Linked DNA regions of Homo sapiens: region 1 is linked to region 2. A link is a loop called in an ENCODE intact Hi-C map of the cell type or tissue named here. Cell type or tissue: breast epithelium. All regions are shown on one strand. Links, peaks and the distances in the headings refer to the core of each region. The heading gives the core; the rest is flanking DNA. Region 1 overlaps COL5A1 (collagen type V alpha 1 chain). Region 2 has its middle 69 kb from the start of COL5A1.

What was found. A loop is a pair of places that touch in the nucleus more often than their neighbours do. Peaks named below come from ENCODE experiments on the same cell type or tissue, not always from the same donor. Only the 100,000 strongest peaks of a DNase experiment are listed, where the experiment ranks them.
Region 1: it touches region 2 in a loop (19-fold over the local background); 1 of 110 quality-filtered maps calls a loop at or near these places.

Annotation. Positions count from the first base shown.
Region 1 is chr9:134,657,382-134,662,740 of GRCh38, reverse strand. The region is part of intron 1 of COL5A1 (collagen type V alpha 1 chain); the gene reads right to left. Among named protein-coding and RNA genes, the nearest start is that of COL5A1-AS1, 7.2 kb to the right of the region's middle. RefSeq lists an enhancer at 4,354-5,161. In breast epithelium, for the core only: a CTCF peak has its summit at 2,169; a DNase peak (open chromatin) is centred at 399; H3K4me3 peaks cover 377 bases; H3K27ac peaks cover 3,430 bases.
Region 2 is chr9:134,570,537-134,575,895 of GRCh38, reverse strand. No RefSeq gene overlaps it. Among named protein-coding and RNA genes, the nearest start is that of COL5A1, 69 kb to the left of the region's middle. RefSeq lists an enhancer at 3,344-3,393. In breast epithelium, for the core only: no CTCF peak of the experiment used is centred there; no DNase peak of the experiment used is centred there.

The sequences.
Region 1 (5,359 bases), core at 77-5,076, 87 kb before region 2:
GTCCATGTCCCCACCTCACTCTAGAGCTGTGAAAGCTGAGGCCGGGAGAGAGATCAGAGGAGAGATATGGGCTGCAGAGCATGAGGGTGGAGAACAACCCCCAGAGGCCCTTCCATCTGGGCTGCTCTCTTAAATCAACCCTCACTTCTACCCTCAGCCTCCCATCACCCAAGGAGCGCGGAATGTCCCCACTGGAGAGATTCAAAGTCCTTGGCAGGCAGCACTGGGCATCTACGTAGGGGTCAGGAAGGGTGCTGGGGAGGCCTAGGCCAGCTCCACTGGCACCGGCAGGCCTGAAAACACAGGCTTCAGAGCTTCCCAGGCTGTTAGGAAAGTCAAAGTGGAAAAGAAGGAGGCAGCCGGACTGGGCTGGAAACCAGCTGAGTTGTCAGAGAAGAATGTGCGAAGCCCTCAGCTTGACATATCCCAGGGAGGGTAGCTGCCCTGAGCGGCCTGGAAGTCAGGGCCCTGCCTGGGGGCAGTTATGTGCTGGCCGCGTACACGACTGCAGAGATCAGATCAGGAAATATTTTCACAAGTGACTAGAAAGAGACCAGACTACCCTCCTTCAGAGGAATTTTTTTTTTTTTTTTTTTTTGGCCAAGATATTGACCAGGCATCACATTTTATGGAGAAAGGCACATACTTAGAGCCCAGTAATTTCATTTGGGCTTAAACTCAGCACAGGGAGGGCTGGATTACGGAAGCCAACAGACAGGCACAGAGTCAGGTTCCCGCCTCTGCGTGAGTAACCGCCCCAGAGAAGGCGGCTTTCAGCATGGAGCACTCACAACACTGGCATCCGTGTCCAGTTGAATGCCATCCTGGGACTCGCCTTAGCATCCTAGAGAACAGAAGCCGCTGGAGGGAAGGGCTGGAAAGGGAAGAAGCGGTCGGAGGAACAGCGAGGTTGGCACTGCTTAAGGAATTCTGGAGCACAGCTGGAAGAGCTCCTGGGAGTCATTTATAGGGTGAGATGATTGATCCCAGAATTAAAGACATTTAGGTTGAAAGGGCCTGGAGAGATTACAGCTAAGAAGGTGCTGGGTGACATCTGGGAAAACTCTCAGGAAGATGCAGTGGGCTGGGCAGGGTTGCATGGGGAGGGGGGTATGGGTGCAGCACAGAGGGGACACTGGCGTCTAAGAGAGCCACCAAGTCTCAGCTCTGCTCCCTATTGGCCAAGTCAACTGGGCACGTCCTCACAGAGTCAGGAGAACCGTACTGACCTCACAGGACTGGTGGGTGGAGTGAAAGTCACCGACAGAAAGCAGTTGGTGCTGGGAGCCATCAGCCCATCCGTCAGCATCTGCCCACAGGACTGGAGGCTCCTGTACCTCACACACACGCCCTGCTGCAAACTGGTCATCTGCTTGGGGACCCCTTGAAAGATCTGGGGTGGTGCAAACAGCTGTGTGAAGCTCAGCAACACATGGCTGAGCCCAGATTAATGTCAGATGTGGGACAATTAGTGAATCCCTGATCCCAAAGATCCCAATCCAAGGAAGGCTGATGGGCAGCTTCCCTGGATGCAGCACCGAGAATAGTGTCCCCGACACTTCCCCAACCAAACTCCCCAGGCCACCCTAGGCAACTCTCGGCTTCCTCTCCCACCCAGCCTCTTTGGGGTCAGCAAACCCAGCATACCCCACCTCTGCCAGCCAGTGGTGGGTGTGGTAAGCTGAGATCACTCTTCTGGTACCTTCCATCCTCCCCTAAAAGAACCCAGGTGCATGGTTCACAGCTTCTAACATCTGCTCTCCACCCCACTTCAGAGAGCTACTTCAAAACATAGCAATTCTCTGGGCTGGTCAGCACCCTCTGAGTTTACAAAGCACTCACAATTCAACCCAGTGACCATTCACTGAGCACCTCACAGTGGCAGGCACTCTGAGATGCAAGAAGAACTCAAAGAGACCTTGCCTGTTTCTATAGAGATCTAAACTGTGCCTCCTTAGATGCTCACCACAAATCTATGAGGTAGAGAGACATCATCAGCTCCATTTTACACATGAAGAAACTGAGGCACAGAAGAAAGTTATGGTTTTGAGGTCGCACCATGAGTACTCTAGTACAACCCAGGCCAAGCCTAGGTTTTCACAATGTCTAGTAGAGCTGGGATGCAATACCCTCCTTAACCTCCAGGGGCACCACTCCCACCACTGGTCTCTAGCTAGACACTGAAGTTTGAGGCTTTGATGTCATGAGCATGAACTAGGGCTTTGGGTTACCACTGTTTACAGTGAATTCTGGCTACTGAGGTGACCTGAAACTAGAAATGCCTAAGACCACATATGCAGCAGCATCTCTATTCCACTGGTTTCTAATAAATTGAAACTTCCTAACTTTTCCTAATAGAATCTGTCTGGGGCATACAGTAGGCGTAGGTGAGTTACCCAGGTAGCGAATCTTCAGAGGACTTTGACAATTCTTTAGGACTCATGGTCCATTTTAAGTGAAAACCAAGAGTAAAACTCTTTTGAGCCTGGTCCTTGGCAAACCTGAGGACTCTCATGGCACATAGAACACATCGTTCTGCTAATAGGATAAAGGGTGGACTTGGAAATCAGGCCTGGGGCACTGCTTCTCTCAGAGTTTGCATTTTTCTTTTCTGAAATGCTGATGGTTTAAAGATGTGGATCGTGGCCCAGGTCCCTGACCCAGGAGGGGTTTTGTGATGCTATTCCAGCTCAGTTCCTGAAACATCTGGTCCATTTCTACCCCTGGCCCGCCTGCGCCTTATCTGCTATAGCATCTGGCTTGCTGGGCCCCATTTCTCCTTGGCCGTGTGTCGGCTGAAACTAAACAGGCAGCACCTACCTGGCGATAATCCTCCCCTATCACTCTTTCCTTCCCGCTAAAATGGAAAAACTGACTCAGACCAGGGCAGCTCACCCCCTTAAGCAAACAGTGCACACACAGCTGGGCACAGGCTCCAGATCTAATCCGCAGATCTCATCGAGGACGGTACTCGGGGCGCCTGTGGAGCCCACGGCTCTGTGGGCTTTGGAAGAGGCTGCTGAGTGACAGGATCCAAAAGGCCCCGCTCCCTCCTGAGACCCGCCACCAGGGCCATGGTGATGCAGGAGGGCAGGGAGGACAGAGGGTTGTTGGTGGGGTCACCGGACTTCACATTCCTCCTGCTCCTCTCTCTCAGTGCCTACTGCAGGGATGAAGACCCCAAAGAAAAAAAGTGCAACCGTCCTTCAGATAGGGACCAAAACCCCACCTTCCTTGGCTACTTGGCACTCTCGGAAGGCCTGGACTCATATCAGGCATGTTCCCAAGCAGCTGGACAGAATCAAATGCCCACAACTCAAAGGCTTTTTTATGATTATGATTATTATTATTGTTTTGAGATGGAGTCTCTGTCGCTCAGGCTAGAGTGCAATGGCGCCATCTCGGCTCACTGCAACCTCTGCCGCCCAGGTTCAAGCAATTCTCCTGCCTCAGCCTCCCAAGTAGCTGGGATTACAGGCATGCACCATCACGCCCGGCTAAGTTTTTTGTATTTTTAGTAGAGACAGGGTTTCACCATATTGGCCAGTCTCAAATTCCTGACCTTGTGATCCACCCGCTTCAGCCTCCCAAAGTGCTGGGATTACAGGCCTGAGCCACCACACCCGGCCTCAAAGGCTATTTTAAAGGCCTAACTCTGCCACTTCCTAGCTGCAGGGCCTCTGAGCCTGCTTCTCACCTGTAAAATGGGATGACACCTCCTGCCTTACACAGAGGCCATCGGGATAAAACACAGTGTGAAGGCACTTGGGGTCAGGTCAGAAGAAGACAAGTCCCAGAGAGTCCTACTCTTCACCTGCAGAGAAAAGTCTCAGCGAACCCCTCCCTCGTATGTCTCATGTGAATTTCTACCTTAACTGACATTTCAGTTTCCGGGCTCCGGAGAGACCTTGAAGAGGGCCAGGACCCCAGAGCCCACCTGGAGCCCAGCAGCCCCTCCCCTCCAGGCCTGGAGCCAGAGCCTCCCAGCTGCTCTCCGCACAACCACAGGGTGCCTGCCCCACCCCCCGCCACCCTCCAGGGGACAGAAGCCGGGCAGGGTACAAGAGGGGCGTCGGCTTCCATTAAGACCCCCGACATGCCTTTAGGCCCACACTGCCCTCGGACTATAGCCCCTCTCCGGGGCCTGCAAATCCTGCTTGAGGGCTAGGCAGCTGTTTGTAATCGGCCAGGCCCTAGCTGCAGGAAGGGGAGGTGGGAGCGTATGCATGTGAAGGGGCCCAGGGCGTGCAAGGACAGGCCCAGCAGGGGCGGGGGGACGTGCAGGGGCGGGGGCACATGCAGGCTTGGCTTGGGCTGCCCCTCCCAGGGCTGTCCCAGCAGAACTGGAGACCCGGGCAGCCAGAAAAGGAAAGAAAGAGGGAGCGGGTGTCTGCACTTCGGAGCTGCTTTCCTTTATCACTGGTGAGCAAGGAGATTTTCAGGGTAATGGTGAAACCTATGGGCTGCGGAGGCCGGGGTCCAGAACCTCCCAGCGTGGGTGCTGCCTGCTCACAGAGGGGCGAGCTGCCCACCACCACGGTTGTAGGGTGAACATTGGTCCTCAGAGCCTGCCCTGGGCAGAAAGCCCCTGCATTAGAAAGCCTGGGACCCCTCCAGCCCACTGAGGCTGAGAAAAGACCCAGTTTTGAACACCGTCCCCTGACGGTGGCAAGAGACGGGCAGGGTTGCTTTCCCCAGCGACAGGACTCCGAGTGCAGTCCGCCATAGCCAGCAGCATCTCCGTGCCCGGCCCATCCCTCGTCAGTGAAGCCCACCCGACAGGCCAGGACTCCCAGGCCTGGTCTCCCCACTCCTCACCAGCCTGTGACACCAGGAACCCACACCTTCTAAGTCTGAGCTTATTCATCTGCCAAACGGCCCCCAGGCCATAAGCCAGGCCACTGACTCTGTGCCCCCTCCCCAGAAGACATCAGAGTCCTCTCCAGGAGTCCAGGCAGGTCCTGTCCCACCCCCTGCCCTTCCCCGTCAGGCCTGGCACCCCCGGGCAAAGGAAACTCATCTGGAGAAGCTCCTGGGAACTGAATACAGAGGAAGGTTCCACAGCCCTCACCCCCCATATTATCTATAAACTGCACCCCCTACCCCACCCCCCATATTATCTATAAACTACACCCCCAACCCACCCTCCATATTATCTATAAACTACACCCCCTACACCACCCCCATATTATCTATAAACTACACCCCCACCCCACCCCCATATTATCTATAAACTACACTCCCACCCCACCCCCATATTATCTATAAACTACACCTACACCCCACCCCCATATTATCTATAAACTACACCCCCACCCCACCCCCATATTATCTATAAACTACACCCCCACCCCACCCC
Region 2 (5,359 bases), core at 256-5,255:
CCGTCTCCCAGCACCCAGACAGGCTCTGATCAGCTGGGTTAAATTTGTGAACAGGGTCCACCATGGGCCGCATGCTGGGCACCCCACTGGGTGCTTCCAGAGGATCTGAATCCAGGGCTGTGGGATGCTAGTGGGGGGATATCTGGTTCCCAGTTCCTCGGCATTTCCAAGAATGCAGCCATCCCTCCCTTCCCCTTGGGGCCCCTCGGGGCAGGCTGTGTCTGGAATTCCTGAGGCAGGGCAGGTTTACATTGACTGCTGGGGCACTGAGGCTGCAGGGAGGCACCCAGGCCAAGGCAAACAGCAGAAGGGATTCTGATGGCTGACGAGTGGAGGTCAAGGGCAGCCCCAGCCCAAGTGGGAGCCGTCAGGGGCACCCACGCCCTCACATGTCTTGCCTTCAGTGGGTTAGATACCAAGGAAGGCCTGCTGCACAGGGAACCACCACGGAACGGGCAGGAGACAGAGAGGGCCAGGTAGGTGCCCAGGGCTGGAGAAAACTCAAAATGCTCCTCTGAAATCAGAGAGTGCCAAGTACACAAGGCCCCAGCGCCACCATCGTCTCATCTGAAAAAGCAGGGCAAGTGCACTATGCCTATTGATCGGGGAGGAAACTGAGGCCCAGAGAAGCCCGGGGCTTGCCACAGACCTCAAGCCTAGTGACTCCAGCCCTGACAGAAGGGCACACGGGAAAGTCTGTGATGAGGGAGAAGAGCTGGATCTGCCCAAAGTACCTGGACCTTTTCCTCCAGCACCTCCATGGTTTCCCTGGCCAACCACCTTTCTGGGCTGAACCTTCTCCCTGTTCCATGTTCCCGTGGGCCCCTGGGAGCACCCCACGTGGGGTTTTCTACATGGTGCTGGAGGTGGGTGTCTGTCTCTCTGCCCATGTGCTTTGCCACTCAGCAGTGCCCTGAAGCATCTAGCACAGGACTCACACACAGTAGGAGCTCACAGACGCCCCCTGACACCCAGGCAAGGACTCACACACAGTAGGTGCTCACAGGCGCCCCCTGACTCCCAGGCAAGGACTCACACACAGTAGGTGCTCACAGACGCCCCCTGACACCCAGGCAAGAAGTCACACACAGTAGGTGCTCACAGGCGACCCTCTGACTCCCAGGCAAGGACTCACACACAGTAGGAGCTCACAGGTGCCCCCTGACACCCAGGCAAGGACTAACACACAGTAGGTGCTCACAGATGCCCCTCTGACACCCAGGCAAGGACTAACACACAGTAGGTGCTCACAGACGCCCCTCTGACACCCAGGCAAGGACTCACACACAGTAGGTGCTCACAGGCGCCCCTCTGACTCCCAGGCAAGGACTCACACACAGTAGGAGCTCACGGATGCCCCCTGACACCCAGGCAAGGACTAACACACAGTAGGTGCTCACAGGCGACCCTCTGACTCCCAGGCAAGGACTCACACACAGTAGGTGTTCACAGGCGCCCCCTGACACCCAGGCAAGGACTCACACACAGTAGGTGCTCACAGACGCCCCCTGACACCCAGGCAAGGACTAACACACAGTAGGTGCTCACAGGCGCCCCTCTGACTCCCAGGCAAGGACTCACACACAGTAGGAGCTCACAGACGCCCCCTGACACCCAGGCAAGGACTCACACACAGTAGGTGCTCACAGGCGACCCTCTGACTCCCAGGCAAGGACTCACACACAGTAGGTGCTCACAGGCGCCCCCTGACACCCAGGCAAGGACTCACACACAGTAGGTGCTCACAGGCGCCCCCTGACACCCAGGCAAGGACTAACACACAGTAGGAGCTCACAGACGCCCCCTGACACCCAGGCAAGGACTAACACACAGTAGGTGCTCACAGGCGCCCCCTGACACCCAGGCAAGGACTCACACACAGTAGGTGCTCACAGGCGACCCTCTAACTCCCAGGCAAAGAGTCACACACAGTAGGTGCTCACAGGCGACCCTCTGACTCCCAGGCAAGGACTAACACACAGTAGGAGCTCACAGGTGCCCCCTGACACCCAGGCAAGGACTCACACACAGTAGGTGCTCACAGACGCCCCCTGACACCCAGGCAAGGAGTCACACACAGTAGGTGCTCACAGGCACCCCCTGACACCCAGGCAAGGAGTCACACACAGTAGGTGCTCACAGGCGCCCCCTGACACCCAGGCAAGGAGTCACACACAGTAGGTGCTCACAGACGCCCCCTGACACCCAGGCAAGGAGTCACACACAGTAGGTGCTCACAGGCGCCCTCTGACACCCAGGCAAGGACTAACACACAGTAGGTGCTCACAGACGCCCCCTGACACCCAGGCAAGGAGTCACACACAGTAGGTGCTCACAGGCGACCCTCTGACTCCCAGGCAAGGACTCACACACAGTAGGAGCTCACAGACGCCCCCTGACACCCAGGCAAGGACTAACACACAGTAGGTGCTCACAGACGCCCCCTGACACCCAGGCAAGGACTTACACACAGTAGGTGCTCACAGACGCCCCTCTGACACCCAGGCAAGGACTCACACACAGTAGGTGCTCACAGACGCCCCCTGACACCCAGGCAAGGAGTCACACACAGTAGGTGCTCACAGGCGCCCCCTGACACCCAGGCAAGGAGTCACAAACAGTAGGTGCTCACAGGCGACCCTCTGACTCCCAGGCAAGGACTCACACACAGTAGGAGCTCACAGACGCCCCCTGACACCCAGGCAAGGAGTCACACACAGTAGGTGCTCACAGACGCCCCCTGACACCCAGGCAAGGAGTCACACACAGTAGGTGCTCACAGACGCCCCTCTGACACCCAGGCAAGGAGTCACACAGAGTAGGTGCTCACAGGCGACCCTCCTGACACCCAGGCAAGGAGTCACACACAGTAGGTGCTCACAGACGCCCCTCTGACACCCAGGCAAGGAGTCACACACAGTAGGTGCTCACAGGCGCCCCCTGACACCCAGGCAAGGAGTCACACACAGTAGGTGTTCACAGACGCCCCTCTGACACCCAGGCAAGGACCAACACACAGTAGGTGCTCACAGGCGACCCTCCTGACACTCAGGTAAGGACTCACACACAGTAGGTGCTCACAGGCGACCCTCTGACTCCTAGCCCAGGACCTGCATGCAGCAGGTGCTCAACACACACCACTGAATGAACAGAAAGCATCACTGGGGAAGGCCCTTGGTATAGGAGACAGAGGAAGTGTCCTGGCCCCCGCTCAGCGGCAGGCGGGTGGGACCCCAGCTCTGCTGCACCCCGTCATCAGGCACAGGGCTGGCGGTAGGACTGTCGGGTCACCTGGGCTCCTATCTGCCCCTGAGTTCTCCACAGCCTGGGAGAAGATGGCTCACCCCCATCATCCCTGGTCCATGACCTAGTAGAGTGGGAGTCCCAAGGAGGCTTGCTATAGGGCAACTTCAATTTCCAGCAGCTGCCTGACCACTGGCACCCCAAGCCCCAGGCCCGCTGTCGCACGGAGGGCTCACGGAACCCCCATTGACTTCCGGTAGCTCAACACCTCTCTATCCAGCACCTATCCAACCAGAAGTCAAGTCCCATCCACACTAGCAGGGCACAAGTCTAGTGGAGCAGGGTGTTTGTCCAGGCAGTCATACTTGATATACTGGTGCTGCGGCAGAGTGGGGGTGGGTAGTATGGAGAGGGGTGCTGCTGAAATGGGGAGAAGGGACATGCAGCCAGCCTCAGGGCATCCTGACAGCCTGCCCCAGCCTGAGCGGAGAGTGTTTCCCAGGAGATGAACCAGAGCCCTGGGAAGAGGGGCTGAGTTTCCCAAGGGGCCACCCATGCAGGGCCAGGCTTTCCCCCTACAGCACGTGCAGGGATGTGGGAGGGATGGTGATTCCATCATCCCACACCATCTATCCTGGGAACTTCCTGGAGAAAGGGGCAACCATGGGTGGGTGTGGTCGGCTGGATATGCCCATGACCTAATCTCTGAAACTGAGGATGTGATCTTATAGGACAGAGGGGACCTCGCAGCTGTGATGAAGGATTTTGAGATGGGAGATTAACCCGGTTCATCTAGGTGGGCCCGGGGCAGTCACAGTGCTCCCCGTAGGAGAGAGACAGGAGGATTGGAGGAGTCTGAATTAGGAAGTGATGGGCCACAGAAGTGGAGGTTGGAGGGTGTGCTTTGAGGACAGAGGAAGGGGCCACAAGCCAAGGAAGGCAGGAGGCCGCTAGAAGCTGGAAAAGGCAGGGTTGCGGATTCTCCCCCAGAGCCTCTGGGAGGAGCCAGTCCTGCCAGCTGGCAATTTGACTTCCCCTCCATGAGACTGACTGTGAACTTCCAGCCCCCAGATCCGTGAGAAAATAAACTGTATTGTTTTGAGCCATTACACAGGGGGGTCATTTGTCACAGTGGCAGCAGGACACCCGTATGAGGGCAGAGCTGGCAGAGACAGGAAGGGCTGCCTTGCCGTGGGCTGGGGAGAGATGCCTGGGAGAGAGAGTGTGGATTTGGCTGCAGAGGCCCAGGATGTCTGGATGCAGAGGGAGGGTCTCCACTCGTTCCCTGGGCTGTGCCACAAAATGAGAACGCCCAGCCCGGCCAAAAAGTTTTGACTACGATCCCAATAACACGATGTCCTAAACAATTCCACCTGAGACCTGAAATCCTCATCAGAAGATGTGGGACATGAATGAACGGAAGGCTTCTCGGCAGCTAATGAGTCCCCACCTGCTCAGTGACGCTGGAAACATGTAAAGCAGGATAATCCCAGCAACAAGTGCGGTACTGGCAGCCGCCGTGGGCCGGGTGCCAGGCATGGGTTCGGTTCTGCACCAGCACCTGCTAAGCACGCGAGGTTCACAGCAACCTCATCCACGGGTCTCACACTCACTTCCCAGATGAGGACACGGATTTGGAGCGCTTTGCTGAGACCTGCCCGCCAAGGTCGGGATGTGTTTCTGATCCTAAAGCCTTTGCTTTTAGCTCTGATACTTTACTGCACTTCTAACCCCCTGGGGGCTCCAAAACCACAGACTGTCACTAATTTGGACACTAATTCCGATTTTGCAAACATGGAACCTTTTCTTAAAGAAACATTTCCTCATGGGCACCACAAATTCATGTCACCAGCACCACTGCCAAGCAAGCTTTGGAAAATCCTGAGAAAATGTTTGACACACTCTCAGAAACCTCTCCTGACTGTTTACCCAGAAGGAAAAAACAAATCCAGCTATTCAGTTTACCTGCTTCTTTAAGGATCTCAAGAAGACAACTTCCAGTGACCTTCACACACCGTTTCCAAGCGATCAACACACGCACCAAGTCGCACAGCTGCACGTACAACCTCAACTCAATTCAGACTTCTTCAAAATCCACTCTGGCCACTCTCCTAAG